Regions from separate parts of the Homo sapiens genome. Here region 2 is linked to region 1. The links are chromatin loops, found by intact Hi-C in ENCODE. Cell type or tissue: mammary epithelial cell. All regions are shown on one strand. Links, peaks and the distances in the headings refer to the core of each region. The heading gives the core; the rest is flanking DNA.

Evidence for each region. Peaks named below come from ENCODE experiments on the same cell type or tissue, not always from the same donor. Only the 100,000 strongest peaks of a DNase experiment are listed, where the experiment ranks them.
Region 2: it touches region 1 in a loop (2.9-fold over the local background); 2 of 110 quality-filtered maps call a loop at or near these places.

What each region holds. Positions count from the first base shown.
Region 1 is chr12:15,270,614-15,280,674 of GRCh38, reverse strand. The region is part of intron 2 of LOC105369673 (a long non-coding RNA gene); the gene reads left to right. Among named protein-coding and RNA genes, the nearest start is that of PTPRO, 47 kb to the left of the region's middle. In mammary epithelial cell, for the core only: a CTCF peak has its summit at 4,409 (motif pointing left); DNase peaks (open chromatin) are centred at 1,344, 1,724 and 5,924; H3K27ac peaks cover 3,945 bases.
Region 2 is chr12:15,399,282-15,409,342 of GRCh38, reverse strand. All of the region lies in intron 1 of PTPRO (protein tyrosine phosphatase receptor type O), which reads right to left. Among named protein-coding and RNA genes, the nearest start is that of PTPRO, 82 kb to the right of the region's middle. In mammary epithelial cell, for the core only: no CTCF peak of the experiment used is centred there; a DNase peak (open chromatin) is centred at 4,692.

The sequences.
Region 1 (10,061 bases), core at 1,246-9,245:
TTGGTAAATCTCATTAGTGCCTCAAAATCAGGGTTGCAGAATTATGATTTTTTTAGGGTAAGGCTAGTTTTTTGAAAAAGGAGTTAGTTTGAAAACTACTTACAAACAACTGTTAGGTAAATAGCTGTATAAGCAATATGCAAATATGGGAAAATAATGTAGGCAGTGTGTATGAATAGCTGAGATTGGGGAAACTGCATTGTATTGCTCTGGTGGCGTGTGTTTACTATAAGGTCTTTGCTGACAAGGATTTTACATGCTGTTTTAGGCCAGGGTTCTGAGAAGCAGAGCCTGAGGCAGGGATTTTTGTCCAGGTGAATTACTGAGGGAACACTTTCAGGACAAAGCTATAGGGGAGGAAGGGAAGCAAGATAGGGCAAGATAAGCTAGGTAAATCAAGGTTTTAGGAGAATATTAGCTTCAGACTGATCCCCCAAGGAATTTTGATGTTTAAATGCAATAAAAAGTTTGCGTTGCCCATGGGTGAGGTGGCTGAACTGTTGTAACCTCACTTCAGTCTGCCACAGGCCATAGGACACTTGTGGGATTAGTACAATTTTTCCAGTCATGTCCTGGTAAGGTGGCAATCCTCTGGAACAGTCACAGCGACTGGTTGATGAGTGCACTGGCCTGGTAAGGGAATCTGGACAGGACACCAGGAGTGTCTGCAATGCAATTTTAGGAGAAAAAAAATACTCAAAAGAATAGTAAACACCCCAAATACACTGAGATCGCCAACTGTTAGCTCTTAATTCAGGAGGACTTTGGAGCCAACTAGCAACAATGATATGTCATTTGTGGGAATTCCTGGCAGCAATCCTTAGGGTCATCTTAACCCTCTCCATGATGTTTTCACGTTTTCTATGCCAGCCTTCCTGGGCCTGATGCATCAGGTGACATTCACTGTGTAGTAACCTGCTGGAGGTCGGAGACTGGCCTTATCTGATGGATACCTGCCCTGGGTGTTCCATGTATGTGGTCCTACTAGCTTTATGCACTCTCAATTCCATAGAGCCATCACAAAAAAGAAATATTTCCTCTTCCTTAGATAGTATATCAGACAGAGATTAAATGTACATAATCAGTTAGTTGTGGCAGGCACTTAGAGGAGAGAAAGATTAGGTTTCAATTTGTGGGAGACATGGCTTCCGGCAATGGCTGGCCCACTACAGGGCATGCCAATTCATTGCAGTTGACCACATATTTCCGCCTAATATCTTGTGAACACAAACCGGATGCATCTGATTAAGTGCTCCCAGCTCTGGCTGTAATAAGTGGCTCGCTGGCAGTGTGCCTCCTTCCAGCTATTCTGGGAGCTGGGCTTGGAGCTGCTGAGATTTGGCATGCGCACCTCAGAGGCTTCCTCAGCTGGGCCAGGTGCCTGGCAGCACTCCTCTTCATTATTTTATTCTGTCTCCTTGTAGCTTCTCCCCACAACCCCACTTTTCCCTCTAAGCCATGCCTTGCTCAGCAGACCTTGCCTCGCTTTGTTCCCCATGGACTCTACATATCTTCTTTTGGCCTGGCTGCCTGATTTGGAGCAGTGCAGAGAGCCCCAAGCCAGGATCAGCTGGAGCGCCACTTGCAGTGAGCACGTTTATTAAATTTGGTCAACGACAGCCAGTTCAGGTCCCTGGCAAGCAAGCCTGTACAAAGTATTTCCTGTTGGAGATGATGATAGATGGTTTAGTGATTAACAACACAGACTCTAGAGCCAGACTCACGCATTTTGGCAATGTCACTTATTGGCTATGTTGCCTTGAGCAATTTACTGACTTTCCCATGACTCAGAAAGATCATCTATAAAATGGGAATAATAATAGTATCTCCTTCATAGGGTTGCTATGAGGATTAAATGAGTTGTTGCATATAAATGAGTATGAATAGGTCCTGGCACATAGAAAAATGCTGATGAAATATTAGCAACTTTTATTAGCATTATTTATATAGCTAATGTAATTTTTATTATTTAAGTATCTCACTTCTTCTAAGCAACTGAAGGTCTCTAATATTGTAGCTGAGGAATTCTCATTATAACTCTGTGTTATTATGTTCTATCTTGTCAATAACAAAATTGCAGCACAAAGAAATTGACCTTGTCTCACATTAAAGTACTAATTTTATTCAGTAATTTAAAAAAATGAGTTTGACTTATTTCTAATAAGTTGGAAAGATACACAAAATATATAATTGAGGAGCAACTGAAAATCAGAAAACAATATGCATGATATGATCATATGATTCCATTTCATGTTAAAAACATTTCTATATGTAATAATGTATGCGGTTATAGTCATATAGACATTATAATGTGGAGAAAATTATTAATCTTTATGATAACTGGCACAGAAATTATTTTTAGGAAGGGATCATCTTTGCTGAAAAGAAGCTTTGAAAAGACCCTTGTACATCAGAAAAGTGCCTCAGCCTGAGGGCTGAAGTTCAAGGGGAAGGAGGCAGAGGCTCAGTATTATAAAGGAGGGCAGTGGGCAGGTTCAAGGCTCGGTGCAGTGTTAGGGAAGGTCAAAGAGAAGCAAATTCCCAACTGGTGGTGGTGGTGAAGGAAGACTTAGAAAAGAATTGCCATAGGGTGAAGAAGACTTCAGCAAATTCTGCATCACTCCTAATGCTCTGTGGAGTGAATTTCCTTTGTGTAGAGTGTAGAAAAATGCTACCATCAGCTTCCAGGTTGGAAAGGGGAAAAGATGGGGTTCATCTGGAGATGGCCAGCATCTGAGTTACAGGTACAGGTACATGGACATGCATATATGAGGATATACACACACAGAGGCACAGACACACACACACATACACAGACACAGACACACACACACGGACACACACACACACGCATCAGTCAAAACTAGGAGACCACAACCCAGCCTGCTGTGTGGTTACATGAACAGGAGTATGGGATTGTACTGTGTAAAGAGGGTTCATAGTTTAAACTCTCTGTCTCTCTCTCTTTCTCCTTATCATGAGGAGCATGTATATATGTTTATATAAAAAGGCAAACAGTGTGTTTCCATGCCTCTTGGTGGAATGCAGCATAGGGCCTCTATCAATCTAGCTCAGGATTTCTGAGGCCAGGAATCCATCACCGTTGCCTTTACTGCAGGTATGAGTGCCGGGGAGGAGCTGGGCTTCTGGGATCAAAGTGTGTCTGTTTAGCTATTCAGCACGGAGGGCCCTGCTCTCCGTATATTTTTTGCTAACTTTCTTAAATGGTCCAACAGGGAAGAAGAACAACTGACATTATATAATGAACAATTCTATTCCAGGCACACTCCCTTATGTTTTCACCTTTATCATCCTTATTAGCTCCCCTAGTTAGTTATTGCAGGATCCATTTTACAGATGAAGGAATTGAAGCTTAGAAAGATTTAGCTAATCGCTCAAGGTCATACAACGAGCCAGTCCTGAAATCTCTGATGAAACTCAAGTACTTTTTGTTGTTGTTTCTAATTCCAGTCCCAACTTCCTCCCACCAAATGGGGTCCCAACCTTCCTACGAATAAATGTTCAACCCCCAACTCCCCAGGAGCACCCAGTTTCTAACTTTTTATCTGATCTCATGGCCCCCTATTACTCCTTGTTGATAACCCCTGCAGGGCGCCCTCTTCATTCTTCACATGGTTTGTAATTCTGCCAATTCCTTTTCCAATCGCTCTGTAGTTTTCTTTTGTTTTAGTCTAGTTATCATATGGAATTTTTCTTTTTCTCAGTCTTTTCAAGAAATGTTCTAATGGACTGGCTCTTTCAGGGTAGAATATTTTTTCCCCTTTTTCCATTCCTTGAGACACAATTGCTTAATAAATACCGGATGGACAAATGAATGAACGAATGAATGGATATGTTAGAGCTGTATCACAGTCTGGGGTTTTCTGACAGGCTGTACCCTACTGGACACTTCTTTGTCCCTCTTTTTTTTTTTTTAACTCAAAGTGAAAACATTCTCTTTTCCCCCACAACCTTTTCCTTTATTTCCACCTTCAAAGTTTGCTTCCCTTCCTTTCTCCGCACGTGGTCCTGTGGAACTCCCAGAAGCTGTGTGTCCACAGTAGCAGCAAGACTTGCTCCTTCTGAGAAAGGCTTAGCAAAGGAAAACAGAGTCCAGGTGGTTCCCAGGCCTCATCCAGTGAGATAGATGAGAGGCCCATTAACAAAACTAGAACCTTTTCCATAGCTTTAGCATTTGTGGATGCCAGTTATATTATGTGAATCGCTGACTCTTGGTATTTTAAAACTATAAAACATAAGTCCTTGAACCATATTCGTATTTCATTTATGAGAGTATGAAGTCTCTTGAGAAGAGAGTGTCACGCTTAAATCACTACCATCCATTAATCCTGATGGGAAGAGGAGGCCATTATCTGTGGGAATGTGCCGAAATCCTGCCATCTTGTGGCCAACTGAAATATGACATTTGTTAGTTTTTAAAATTCTGACACTGAGCGAAGAACCGCCAAGTTGCCAGGAATTCCTTGCTTTAGAATCAGTCTTCTTCATGCACTGGGGAAAAACTGACCTTCCTTCCAGCTCATCTCTTTGGTGCTTAGCATCTTCTCTTCTGGAAAAAAAAAATTTTCATTTTTTCCCAAAAGTTATTTCATCCGGTGGAAGGTTGGATTGTTAATCCATGCAGCCAAATGACTGCTACTAGAAAGGATGTGCTAGGTTTTCTATTGGATATTTTGATGTCTTTGAATTTTAGGAAGCAAAACCAATCAATCAATATCTCACGTGTGCTTTCCTTCACTTTTCTCCCGTTGCCTGACTGCGCAGATATCAGTCAGGATCCCAACAAGCCTTTAGTAGACATGAGGGTAAATGAAAGAAAAATAGGCCAGGTGTGTAATCCTAGCAATTTGGGAGGCTGAGGCAGGTGGATCACTTGAGGTCAGGAGTTCAAGACCGAACAGCCTGGCCAACGTGGTGAAACCCTGTCTGTACTAAAAATACAAAAATTGGCTGGGTGTAGTCCCAGCTACTCAGAAGGCTGAGGTAGGAGAATCGCTTGAACCCAGGAGAGGGAGGTTGCAGTGAGCTGAGATTGTACTACTGCACTCCAGCGTGAGTGACAGAGTGAGATCCTGTCAAAAAAAAAAAAAAAAAAAAAAAGGAAAATAAGTGATAAGATGGTGATTCCTCCATGAGACTGTGAAAGACCTATATGAAACTCCACTAGGATCTCAGTAGATGTGAAAGGCAGGCTTAATGAGGATCTCACTGACTACTTTAATTACATTTATCCTAGTAATGCCCAAAGAAGGAGGAGGAATCTGAAAAGCCACTGCCACACACAGGTCCTGCAAATGTAGAAACTGAAGTCATGTGGGAACTACTGATTTAAGGTCCCTGCCATTACACAGATAGTACAGAGACCCTGTAAAAACAATGGGTTTGGTACACATTTATCATAATTTGATTAGAAATTTTGGTCACCGACACTGCTGTCCTAAAAGTTCAGTTATTATTAATTTTTAAATATTGCAGTTGAATAAAAATGAGCTTTTTGTTCTGCTAGTTTTTAAAGCAACCCTAAGCACAGTCAGAGGAATACAAGTATTTCTAGATGTTTCAAATTATTAACAATTATTCATTCCTTCTTTCTATGCTAATAAAAACCAAACTCCTAAGGGCAATCATAGAGACTATGAATTGTTCTGGGGAAACTCGTTGTCTTTTTTGCAGTCATGACACTCAGAGGTAAAGTAAAATAGGATGTGGGTGAAATGTTTTCTGTGTGCAGGATCATTTTTAATGGTAAGGAGTAGGACTGCTGGTACAGGTTGTACTTTGTAGTAATGACTCATTCTTATAAATCATAGTTCTGTAAACACTTGAGTTGATGTGAAACTTTTCATAAAGCAAGTTTTATGAAATTAGAAGGCGTATGCCTTGGTTACTTCTGAAATAAAGTCCTGAGGCTCCTATGTCATGAGCCCTGGTGTGCTGATGTAGATTCCTGGGCCTCTGCCAGTCCTATCAGATCAGACAATCTGGAAATGTGGCCCTGGACTGCGTTTTTGACAGTCAGGTCAGGTGATTCTTGTGCGCACCAATATTTGAAAACCATTGTTCTGGAGTTCTCAACTTAGCAGAGATCTTTTAAAAATGACGCCTAGTTCCACCCCCGTGAGGTTCTGAATTAATTGGTCTGGTGTGTGGTGTGGGCATCTGGAATTTTAAAAGCTCCTCAGGTGATGGTAATGTGCAACCAAGTTTAACAACCAGTGCTCTAGGACAGGGATTGGCATTTCTTTCTTTTTTTTTTTTTAAAACAAAAGGGCTAGATAGTAGATTTTTTGGCTTTGTATGTAGGCTTTGCAGTTCCTGCAAAGAGAAAAGGAGAATGTTTCCACCAGTGAATACACACCTTCCCCAGGAACAAGCATGGAATTTGAACACAAAAATTTAACTTAAATTTTTTTTGCACAAATATGAAAAAAATTCTCTGCCTCCACATTAAAAGTTCACTGTTGTGAAGGTCAGTGATTTATGGCGCACACCCTGTTCTTCAGCTGTTTGGATTAGAAACTGGACTACACAACACCCTTTTCAGTTTCAGTTCACTTTAACCTAGGTCAAAGCTGTGTGGTGACTCCCGGCAGATTAAAGTTTGAGGGACTAATGTGTGGGTTCCCAAGTAAGTGCCCAGAGACTGTGGAGATTTAGATGGGGCCCATCTTACAACTGCTTTCACTTTCACACAATGGGAGATGAGAAATTAAATACGCTTTCATCAAAATGGACTAAATTTGACCCTCCCCACACCATTGCTTTGAATTGGGTTAAATCACTTATCATCTCTGAGACTCAGTTTCCTCAAATGTGAAACAATAACATGTCTCAGGATCTTTGGGAGCATTCCAGGGGATCAAGAAGATACAGGGCTGAGTTCATGGTTCACATCGATAAATATTGGCTTCCTTCCTCGGCCTCCGTTAGTTTTTCAGAGAAATGAAACTTTGTTTCCTGGTGCGTGCCTAGTGATAAATATATTCTTTATACAAATTTTTAAATTCTGCAATGCTGTAAAGAGACCATCATGCCCACAAGTAACCAGCTTTAGTGAATGAGCTGACTTAACAGGCACAACCTGAACACAGTCTTATGTTTTTCTTCCAACTACTACCTTCGGGTTTGCTCTGTCTTATTTGTCTTCATCCCTTAATGTATCTTGGTGATTCCACAGTTTTCCAGTCCCTTTTAGGTATTATAAGAATATTACGGCCGGGCGCGGTGGCTCACACCTGTAATCCCAACACTTTGGGAGGCCGAGGTGGGTGGATCACGAGGTCAGGAGATCGAGACCATCCTGGCTAACACAGTGAAACCCCGTCTCTACTAAAAATACAAAAAATTAGCGGGGCGTGGTGGCGGGCGCCTGTAGTCCCAGCTACTCGGGAGGCTGAGGCAGGAGAATGGCGTGAACCCGAGAGGCGGAGCTTGCAGTGAGCCAAGATCACGACACTGCACTCCAGCCTGAGTGACAGAGCGAGACTCCGTCTCAAAAAAAAAAAAATATATATATATATATATATTTTTTATATATATAACTAGTTATATATATAGTAGTTATATATTACTATATAAAATTACTAGTTATATGTAATATATACATATATTTTATATATATGCGTTTATATGTATATATATATTTTATGTATATATAAAATTAGTAATTTTTAGGTATTAAAATGCCTCGTCAAATAAAAATAAGACTTTTATCTCCCCTTTAGTTCAAAGCTTTTCTCCTTCTCTCAGCTTAGCCCTACTCATGGCCTGGGGACATGGAGTGGGGAAGGGAATGTGATCAGGGCCACACCTAGCACAAAGGACACCTGAGGATCTTCGGCTCCCAGTTAGGTGGGACAAGAGGGGAATTGGCTGGATTTCAGCAGCTGCTTGGGCCCCCTCACCAGACTCCTTTGTACAGGATGGATGCAGCTGAACGGGATGATGTTTCTGGAAGCTTTTGCTTGTTATTTGTGCCAGCTTTTTCACTTCTATTTCCCCGAATTTTATTTTGCTTCTGTTTCCAGACTGTCCAATAAGAGGCTTGTAGTCTTCTGAACATGGTGATTGGTTTAGGGACTAGTCACATGATTCCGTTAGGGCCAATCAGAACTAATTCTGGGATTTATATTGAAGCACCTTTAAAGATATACTCCTTTTTTTTTTTTCTCCTGCTGTGGTTGCTCAGAAGATGAAGCTACTGCCAATCATTTTGCTACCACAAACAGATACCCTGAAAATAAGATCAGCGCAAATAAAAAGCAGAACTAAGAGAGGAAGAGAGTCTTGACAATATCATATCAATACTCAGATTTATACATGTAGAAGCTAAGCCTCCTTATACTTCCTGATAATATTAGTTCTGGTTAGCACAACTTTCATGGTAGCATTCACTATCATGGAATGGTATTTTATATGGTAAATGTTTGTGTAGATGAGTGTTATATATACTCATCTAATCCTGACAACCACTCTGTTAGGTGTGTATTAATATCTTCCATTCTATAGATGAGAAATGGAGTAATAAGGAGGACACCAAAGTTTGTTCCAAGTCACATAGGTAGTAAGTAGCAGAGCCACGATGAAAACAGAAGTCTCAAGCTATGCTCCTGACCTGACATCATATTGGAGGATTTAACTTGGCTCTACCAATGTTGTTTTGAGTGCACACAGACACAGGACTTAGGAGAGAGATCAGAACTCAATGCAGAGCTGAAGCACTGAGAAAGCTAAAAGCAAAGTCACTCTGGGATAACAGGCAAAGTAAGAACTTGGCATTTTTCAGGTCTATTGGAGAAGGCGAAACCTTATAAAAGTATTGATGACAAAATCTAGAAGCAATTACAATTTTACATACTGAGAATCTTTTACAAATCGTGATAAAGGTTTTGGTACAAGAAAATGGGGTTGCAACACGAACTGGATCAGAACAGCATAGAAAATCTGGAGAAAATTCAATATCACTTTTAAAGCACAGGAAAAAACCCAAATGCAGATTGGCCAGTAACTAACTGAGACATTTTGTCTGCTATCTTATATTTTTACTTGTTCCGGATTTTATATATATATGTGTGCGTGTGTGTGTGTGTGCAGACACATATGTACACACACGTCTGTATAAAATATATATGTGAAAAAAATGCATATATGTATATATGTATAAATATATATATGTTCACACACACACATATATATAGAAAGAGTGAGGTTATGAAGTAAATTGCTCATATATACTATATATTGTATATGAACAATTTGTATATGTATATATACTAAATAAATGACTATAACTCTTATTCCATAATAGGGGTTTGATCTTTGGTCTTTCTCAATATATCACTAACTGGATGTTAGGAAATCCCAAGTTAATGAAATCCTTCTGGTATTGCTATCAAAAGACTGGATTGTTTATTCCTTGCCTGACTTTTGCAGCCTAATTTAAATACTTAATATAAACAATATTGACAGCTAATGGAATGCAATTTCAACAGTTTCTATCATTCTTTAGTAGAAGGGTGTAGGAATGAATTAATTTCCTATCACTGCCACAACGCATTACCACACATCTAGTGGCAAAGAAACAACACAGATGTATTAACTTGCAGTTCTCTAGATTAGGAGTTTGACATGGGTCTCACTGGGTGATATGGTTTGGATCTGTGTCCTCATCAATATCTCATGTTCGATTGCAATCTCCAGTGTTGGAGGTGGAGCCTGGTGGGAGGTGATTGGATCATGGGGGCAGTTTCTCATGAATGGGTTGGTACCATCCCCTCCATGAACCTCCCTGCAACTCTCTTCCTCCTGCTCTAGCCATGTGAGACATGCCTGCTTCCCCTTCGCCTTCCACCATCATTGTTAGTTTCCTGAGACCTCCCCAGAAGTGGAGCAGATGCTGTTACGCTTCCTGTACAGCCTGCAGAAACATGAGCCACTTAAACCTCTTGTTTTCATAAATTACCTAGTCTCAGGCATTTCTTTATAGCAGTGCAATAACGGACTAACATATTGGGCTAAAATCAAAGTGCCCTCAGGGCAGT
Region 2 (10,061 bases), core at 645-8,644, 130 kb before region 1:
ACCCACGTTTCTCAGCAGACGGGACCAACATATGATGGTCTATGTAGACTGGCAATACCTTTGAGCCTCTTTTTTTGTCAGGTATCTCAAAGTTGCAACACCTTGGGTAAAATAAATTGGCACAGTGAGAGACAGCTACACTGTTTTGACGCAGCATAATATTTGTTGGCTGACTTCCATCAAATTCTTCTCTTCTTAGATTCCGATGAAAGTTTTAACTTAGATCATCTGACTTAGTTATTACTATAAAATAATATATTATTTTAAACATAATAATTATAGGATAATACAGAAATCCACCTTATTCAAGAAAGTGAAGAAATGGAAATATAATTATTCTCAACTTTTATTGAGCATCTACTAGTCAGTAGGCACTCTGTTAAGTACTAGAGATACAAAGTGGCATTATTTATTATTCATTATCTCTTGAGGTTTATAATCTAGTTGGAGAGATTGGACAAATGTTTATATCTATACTTCATTTTACGGTTAAAGATACCGAGGCTAAGAGAAGCTAACGGTGTTATATATCACTTTTAAAATGGGAAATAAGACATATTTCCACACCTCAGAGATAATGTTTGTGAAAACATTGACACAGAAACTTTGACTTCTGGCAGGGCACGGTGGCTCACGCCTGTAATCCCAGCACTTTGGGAGGGCAAGGCGGGCAGATCACTTGAGGTCAGGAGTTCAAGACCAGCCTGGCCAACATGGTGAAACCCTGTCTCTACTAAAAATACAAAAATTAGCCAAGCGTGGTGGTGGGCGCCTGTAGTCCCAGCTACTCAGGAGGCTGAAGCAGAAGGATGACTTGAACCCAGGAGGCGGAGTTTGCAGTGAGGGAGATCATGCCACTGCACACCAGCCTGGGCGACAAAGTGAGACTCTGTCTCAAACAACAACAACAACAACAACGAAAACAAAAACTTTGACTTCCCTTGAGGTTAAAAAACTTTCTCAACACGACATAAAGAAAGAAGGTAAAGTAACACTATGGCCAGTTTATCAAAACAGGATATGATTGATCTTATTTGGGGAGAGATACTTGATAATGCAGCCTTCCATAGAGTATAAAGGAAAAATGACTGAATTTATCTTTCTTTTTCCAATGTGGCATAATAAAAAAAAAGAACAGGTGATTCTAGTAGAGACCAATAATGACTAACATCTTTAAAAATCACCCACCCCCACAGAGAAGCATCCAGGCATATCTGAAGGAGGGAAAGATTCATATAGTAGATATAAAATATACATTCTTTCTTAGAACAATAGTATCTCAATCCTAGAGACTGAATTGGATGATAACAGAAGAGAATACTTAAGACAATAATCTTGGGCTAGAGTCTAGGATTTTAAGGAGATCAAATCAGTCCTTATCATCAAATCCCTCATCCCATCCCATCAGTGCCTACTTCTCTCTCATCATTTAATTTCCTCATCTTGTAGGAGCAGTCAACTTTGAAATTGCTAGGAAGGTAAAGTGAATGAGCTTGATAAATAAACAATTCGTTTCAAGTCTCTCACACAAAGATCAGAGAAAAATTTGAAGAAATAGTCATCTGTATGCTTTTCCTTTCTAGTTTTCATTTTCCCCTTCTTTTTAAAAATTTTATATTGCTCAATTTTCAGAATAATGAAGAAGAAGAGGAGTAAAAATGTTTTGGGTTATTTTAGAGAAAAGTTAGAAACCCTAGCTGTAATTGCAGGTTGGATGTTGGTTGTGGGTTATATAGTACATAAGCTGGTTACACAATACACACATAGCTTTTATTCTCTAGTTGTTCTGCTGCTTTGGCACTCCAAGTAGATGGTAAAGTACCTGAAGGAAGAAATACATCTTCTGATTTTTCTGTTTCTCTCACAGTACCCAGAATTGCCCCAAGACTAATATTTTGAAGTGTCTTCAGAATTAGACACTGCACTAGGTTTTACGGATTTATTCAATACTTTCAGATCTGGTGATCAAATGAATTGGGGGTGGGGGGAACCTGGTAGTTTTTTGTTTATGCACAAAATGAATTTCAATGAGCCTTCAGATAAACTGAATTTCACATAGCAGCCACACCAGGGTCCAGACTGACACTTGTCCTTAGACTTTTCTAAATAATGCTGAGTTAACAAAAGCACTAGATTGGAGGTCAGAATATAATTTTGCCATTAACTGAGAGATGAAGCTTATCTTCAGGTAAACAACGAGGGGTCCAGAGCCCTGCAGTGGAGGAACAGCAGCATTCTCATTTCTGTGATCCAAAAGCTCAAGGAAATCACTGAGATTGTGACTGAATTAAATATTGCAAAGAACAAATGACAGAAACACACTTTATGTACCAAACCATGGACTACTTCCATGTCTTTGTTTTAGCTCCTATTTTCATCAGCATTATACTATTTAATCGCTAAGTCTATGCTACTTTAGTGATGAGATAAACCAATCTGGAAAGACAAAATGTTCTTCTGTTTCACTTCGTATTGACCCAAAATTGTTCTCGTATTGTTGTTTTTTAGTTTATCTTGTTATGTAAAATGAAAACTGACAGAAAGTTAACAAAATGTTATAAGGATCCTTTCTGAGCCTCATCATTTATCTGACATTTTGTGCTGTTTCCCTCTATAAGCACAATTCTACCAGGGCACTTTGCATTTATAGCATTTATTTTTTACTGTGACTATTTCAAGCCCTTGAGAAGAAAGTCATAATTGTATTTAATCGCATATTATGGCATTATTGCCTGTTCAACTAAGGAGGTCCATTAGAGAAAAAAATGCATATAATCAGCCTAATCAGAAATTGAATAAATAAAGGGGCTATAACACCAAAACAAGGATAAAAATCACTATGGAAATTAATTTTTTAAATGACAGTATTTCAAGATGACTATTGTATGTAAGACTGTAAGAAAAATTGATGCTGATCAAAGCATGTTCTTGCTGGGGATCATGATTGATTTGGCTGCTCCAGAAACACGAATTTCATTTAAAGTTTCATGGCTCTTTATATCTTTTCTGGGCTTACAGAAATCATTTATCTCTGCATGTATCCCTACATGTGTTATGCAATTTATTTTAACAATATCCCTGTGCAATGGCCGCATACACAGAAGTGGCCAGCAGAAGATAGATTGCATGTGTAATTGTGGTAATTACAAATCAAATCATCCTCTGAGATAGTGAAGTATGGTTATAAGAATACAACAATGGACTCTGATGACTCCTGAATTCTGGTCCCAACATTGTCACTGACTTCTTGTGGGATGGTAGGCCAAAGACAACTTGACCAAACCACAGATTAATATAAAATAATTTAGTTAAAGAATAAAAAATTAAATTTAATGACTTTAATAACTTAATCAAAAATAGCATTTCCTTTAGCAATAGCACAAAAATATTTAAATGTGCACTTGATTCCACAATTGAAAATATTGTATTACAACTCTCTCCCACTTCTTTGTCACTGTACCTCATGTCTTTCTCCCTTGGTTCTGCTTCATTGGTAACTGTATTGGTCCATCACTCTCGATGAAATGGAGCAGTTTATTATTAACTCATCTTCTAGTATTAAATAAGCTTGTGGTTCAGTATGTAATAATTAACTGACTTCTAATAAATTAAAAATGATAAACAGTCATTTTAAAGTCCTTCATTCTCTTAACGGCCAATACTTTGTACAGTCAGATGGGAATAAAGATGGTCCTAGATAATGACTTAAAATTTTTTGTGCAAAGAGTAATATTGTTATCTTCTCCCCTCATGGATTCTAGGTTAGAAAATATTTTTGTCTACCTAATAGGTAATTAGAAAATAATGCCTTTTCCCATTTGTATTAACCAAAGGCATATGGAACTATGAGTTCTGATTAGAACTCATATCAATTAGAGTTTCTGATCAATTAGAGTTTCTGATTAATATGAGATACACTGTCACCACACTGAAATGATAAAAGTTTGGTCCAAAGCTCAGAAACATAAAAGTTTCAGTTGGCTGGCACAAACTTAATGCAGGCAAATAAGCAATTTCCATTAGAAACCATCAAGATAGGCTTTCTAAAACTCAGGATCCCTGGATCCCTTTTGTTAGATGATATTCATGACATATTCATGTGAATATGACAATAAAGCAATGAAACTTATTTCCTCCCTTAAACATATGCATAGAAATATAGATTTACTTAACTATCTGCTATGGACTAAATGTTTATGTCACCCCAAATTCATATGTTGAAGCCTTAATCCCCCATGTGATGATATTTGGAGGTGGAGCTTTTGGAAGGTAATTAGGAAATGAAGGTGAAACCCTCATGCATGGGATTAGCACCTTTATAAGAAGAGACATGAGAGAGATGATCTCTCTCTGCACATGTGAGACACAGCAAGGAGGCATCCATCTTCAAATCAGGAAGACAGCCCTCACCAAGAACCAAACTGGCCAGCACCTTGATCTTGGACTTTCCAGCCTCTAAAACTGTGAGAAACCAATTTCTGCCACTTAGTCTATGGTATTTTTGGAATAGAAGCTCAAATTGACTAAGACAACTATCTGTTGCCAAATGTTGAGATAAGGTGCTTCTCCAACTGTATGGAAGTCAGTTGACACATAGAGTGAAAAGAATATGCATTTTAGAGTTAGACAGATTCTACCAAACATGAGTCATTTGTAAGGTTTTTTTTCTCTTAGTCTCAGATTATTCACTGATGAAGTATGATTAATAACTTCCACTGGAAAAACACTGAACAGCCTTCATGCCGTAAAAGGAGAGCATTGGGTACCCAAAGAAATCACAACATATTGAAAGCCAAAGAGCAAAGTGGAGACATTTTTAATACACAAGTTGATTATAATATTATTCCTCTGATTATACAAATAACACAAATAAATAAAAAAATTCCCAACAGAAAACTAGGCAAAGTACAGTATGTGAAATTGCCTGACAAATTATGTATAGCCAATAAACATATTTAAATGTCCAATGCCATGAGTAATCACAGAGGCAAATTAAAATAATAACATGCCATTTTCCTCTCATAAAAATTAGCAAAGACTTTAAGAAATATAGTTCTGGACATAGTGAGAGATGGATTTTGTTATTTAGTCAAATACTATTTATTTTATGTACCAAACAACCAAACACTCTTTTTTTTTTTTTTTTTTTTTTTTGAGATGGGGTCTTGCTTTGTTGCCCAGGCTAGAGTGCAGTGGCGAGATCTCGGCTCACTGCAAGCTCCATCTCCCAGGCATTCTCCTGCCTCAGCCTCCTGAGTAGCTGGGACTACAGGCACCCGCCACCACGCCCGGCTATTTTTTTGTATTTTTAGTAGAGACGGGGTTTCACCGTGTTAGCCAGGATGGTCTCGATCTCCTGACCTCTGATCTGCCCGCCTTGGCCTCCCAAAGTGCTGGAATTACAGGTGTGAGCCACAGTGCCTGGCCCTAAACACTCTTTTAAGGAATTGGTATAAAATAAATAATAAGACCATGGGATCTCTGTACTCATGAAACTCACATTCTGGTGTGTGTGTGTGTGTCTATTCTATGTTCGGTGATTAGGTGGGGAGTCAAGCAATAATCAGGTAAACAAAATAAAAAATTATAAATTGAGCTAAGTACCATGAAGGAAATGAACAAGGGACACTGGTAAGAAGTGATTGTAGGGCAGTAAATGGACTTCCCTTTAAATAGGGAAGCCAAGTAGGGCCACACCAAACAGGGGATAATTAAGCTGAAATTGGAGAAATGAGAAGTATTTTTTGTTTGTATGTTTTTGAGACGGAGTCTCGCTCTCTCACCCAGGCTGGAGTGCAGTGGCGCCATCTTGGCTCACTGCAACCTCCGCCTGCCGGGTTCACGCCATTCTCCTGACTCAGCCTCCAGAGTATCTGGGACTACAGGTGTGTGCCACCACGCCCGGCTAATTTTTGTATTTTTACTAGAGACGGAGTTTCACCATGTTGGCCAGGCTGGTCTCGAACTCCTGACCTCAGGTGATCCATCCGCCTCGGCCTCCCAAAGTGTTGGAATTACAGGTGTGAGCCATCGCACCTGGCCAAGAAGTATTTTTATTGAGAGTCTGAAGAGTTGTCCAGGCAGAAGACACACCAGTAGAAAAAGAACTGCCAGAAATGCCGATGAAGCTGGAGTGTGATGTCAAAGGGTAGTGTGGCAAGGTGGCAACAAGCCAGATAGGAAGAGACCACGCCATTCAGGGACTTATATATCATAGTAAGGGGTTTGAATTTTATTCTTAGTGAAGTCAAATCAGATATAAACTCTCAGATGAATAAGAAATCAAATGTTTATGGTACATATGGAATATAACACAATTTACCAATCAAATAAAACTAAAAAGCTCAAGATTTAAATTGTCAGCATTGCCTTAACATGGCAGATGATCTTTGCTGACTCTACAGTGCATTTGGTGGGTGTATTTTTGTACTGACTGTGACAGTACAGGTTCTTTTTAGTTTTATGTAGTTATGTTGACGTTAATCTTCTTATTTTAAAACTATCCTTTACTTAGCTTATCATTTATATGATACTTGGTTTGAGTCCACTATTCTCTTATTATTCTCTACTATATTAAATAGTTAGAATAACTAAAGCATTATAGTACTGCTTGGTGTCAGTGAAATAACAAACATAAAGGCAAATGACAACATTTGTCATTTGTCACCCTGATTATGTAGAATTTATAAAATTTGAACAATATATATTGTTATCAAATAGAAACATAACGTTTAACAATTTACATAGAGAATTCTTAGGCTCCTGAGTGTATGTCCATGGACCCCAGATGGGAAGCACTGATCTAAGACATAGTATTGTGGATTGTTCCTTCAGAAGGTCTTATAATCATCAGAATTTTGTAGTTGAGGATTCCACTAGGCAGAAGCAAACAGATTTTACAAAAATCTTATACCTTGAGGAGGAATTCCTATTGGGTTTTCTTTTTTTTTTTTCTTGAAATGGAGTCTTGCTCTGTCTCCAGCCTGGAGTACAGTGGCATGATCTCTGCTCACTGCAATCTCTGCCTCCCAGGTTCAAGGGATTCTCCTGCCTCAACCTCCCCAGTAGCTGGGACTACAGGCACACACCACCATGCCCAGCTAATTTTTGTATTTTTAATAGAGATGAGGTTTCACCATGTTGACCAAGATGGTCTCGATCTCCTGGCCTCATGATCCGCCTGCCTCAGCCTCCCAAAGTGCTGGGATTACAGGCATGAGCCACTGTGCCCGGCTTCCTATTGGGTTTTCTTATCACTCTTGCTAAACCTTCTAAATTAAGTCCCAAAGCCTCCTTTCATGCCCTACATTAAAGCAGAATTTAGTTAAACGAATACCAAATCCCCATCTGGGCACCAAAATAATCCTGACAATTCTTCTACTTCATATTGAAATAAAATGTTAGACCATTTCTGCGTTTAAGAGGCATGACCTATAGTTAGGATTCAATGAAATGATGAGATGCAATTTATACTCTAACAAATTTTAATTAATTTTTAATTAAACATAGAAAATTGAATGTTCAGGCAAAATACAAAATTATAGTCAGCAAGAAGAACAAGATGTGCAATCAATCTTACTTTTTAATCAACTCTGTAGACTGTGTCTAAGCCAGACCAGCCATGTGAGCCAGTCTAATGAAATTGACCTATGAAATATGGTGTAGTTCATATGAATAAACAATTTTTAATATACTGTGAATTCTCAGTTATTTGTCTGTAGGATGTCTACTCCATATGTTGTGGATAGCAAATTTGTCATTCTTGGTTGTGTTTAATCAAACTATCAGTAGACTTTGTAAGCTGAAAGAATGCAAACTTATGTTATCATTAGCCTAATCTATCCATGCTATGCACATCCTATGAACAGGTATATTTTAGACAAAGAGGTAGGGCTTTTATCTATATCACAACTACTGTTCATTGTTATTCAGTCTTCTTTTCCTCAAATATTTCTTGTTTTCCATCTGAGATAGCCAGTAGTACAGCTGTCAATTAAAATATGGCTTTTCCTTGCAGTCACTTATAGTTGCATATGGGGAGATGACTAGTTTTTAGCAGTGATTCGTAAGTGGAAGTGTCTTGCACATGTCTAAGCTGGAGTATTTAACTTCTGGCTAAAACCCTGGGGAGTCATTTAACTACTGGTTAAATCTCTGAATAGTTTTCTCTCTCTTCTGTCATGACTGGCAATATTTGAGATAATGTCTGTACCACTGGCCCATGTTTCTGAATGACTGTGGCAAGATAGGAAGCATTCCCAGTCAACCTGATGGGCATATAGGAAGCATTCCCAGTCAACCTGATGGGCATATAGAATGACTTACAAAACAAAAAAGCGAAAACACTTCATTGCTTTAAGCCACTAAAATGTTAAGATTCTTTGTTTCCCTATCATTACCCAAGCTATTTTTGCTGAAATATACCATAAGCAACAATTCGTGCTAGGTGCTAGGGGATGCATCAGTGAATAAGACAGAAATAGTCACAGACTATATGTAACTTATATTTTAGTGAGGATACTTAGTGTTACTCACTAGAATGGAAGATACATGAAGGTAGGAGTTTTGGTATATTTTGTTCATGGCTATATTTTGTGACTAGAAAAGTACCCAGTGTAAAATAGGTGCTCATTTACAAGAATCTGTTGAACAAATGAATAAGAAACTGAATAAGCTAATTAAAATATTGGTACTTTGCACAATGGAAATGTATAGAATATGATGAAAGCCTGTCATGATGCAAGGTGCCTCAGTTGGAGGAGTTGGAGACTGTGTCTTTGTCAGAGAGTAGCTTTTGTGGAGTAGGAATGAACTAGGTAAGGATGGCAGTGGGGAAAGGAGAGCATGTTCTAGGCCAACGGAATGGCATGCAGAGCCACTGACATGGGAATGACACAGGCATGAAGAAGAAATGACGGTGAGATTGACTAAAGGCAGGGAACAATAGGCACAGCGGTACAAGGTGCAGCAGGTGAGGCTGCTGGGGGTTTCATCACACAGGGTTTTGTAGGTCTTGTTTAGGACTTCAGGCTTTAGCCTAAGAAAATGGGGCACATTGGCACAGTGGCTCACACCTGTAATCTCAGCACGTTGGGAGGCCAAGGCGGGTGGATCACCTGAGGTCAGGAGTTCAAGAATAGCCATGGCCAACATGGTGAAACCCTGTCTCTACTAAAAATACAAAACTAGCTGGGCGTGGTGGCGCATGTCTGTAATCCCAGCTACTCAGGAGGCTGAGGCAGGAGAATCGCTTGAACCCTCGAACCTGGCTCTTTTTTTTTTTTTTTTTTTGAGACAAGAGTCTTGCTCTGTCACCCAGGCTGGAGTGCACTAGTGCAATCTGGGCTCACTGCAACCTCCACCTCCTGGGTTCAAGCGATTCTCCTGCCTCAGCCTCCTGAGTAACTGGGATTACAGGTATGCGCCAACACGCCCGTCTAATTTTTGTATTTTTAGTAGAGATGAGGTTTCACCATGTTGGCCAGGTTGGTCTCGAACCCCTGACCTCAAGTGATCCACCTGTCTCAGCCTCCCAAAGTGCTGGGATTACAGGTGAGAGCCACTGTGCCGGGCCAAAGGTCTTTTGATTCTGAATGCAGTACAAATATTTCTGAAACACTTCTTACCTCTAAATAGTAAATAATACCTTGGTATGAAAGCTAAGCAATATGTTTTTCTATGACACAAGATATGAAAAATAAGTGATAATCTTTATACATGAAACAAAATTATTCATTAATTAACGATTATATGTCAGGTACTGTAGGTGCAGTAGTAAATGAAAACAGAAATGGCCCCTGCCTTCAAAGTGCTTCTAGATTAGTGGGACAAAGTCTGGATCTATGAGAAGCCAGATTTTATTATGTGAGGCCCTTGGTACTGCATGCTAGTGGGCTTCAGAGCTGGACTGCCTGGATTCAACTCCTAGCTCCAACAATTACTTTTTTACTTTACCTGGGGCAAGTAATTTAGCTTTTCTGTGCCTCACTTTCTTTATGTGTGACAGAGCAATACCACCAGTACATACCTCTTAGGGTTTTTGTGAGAACTACATATGTTAA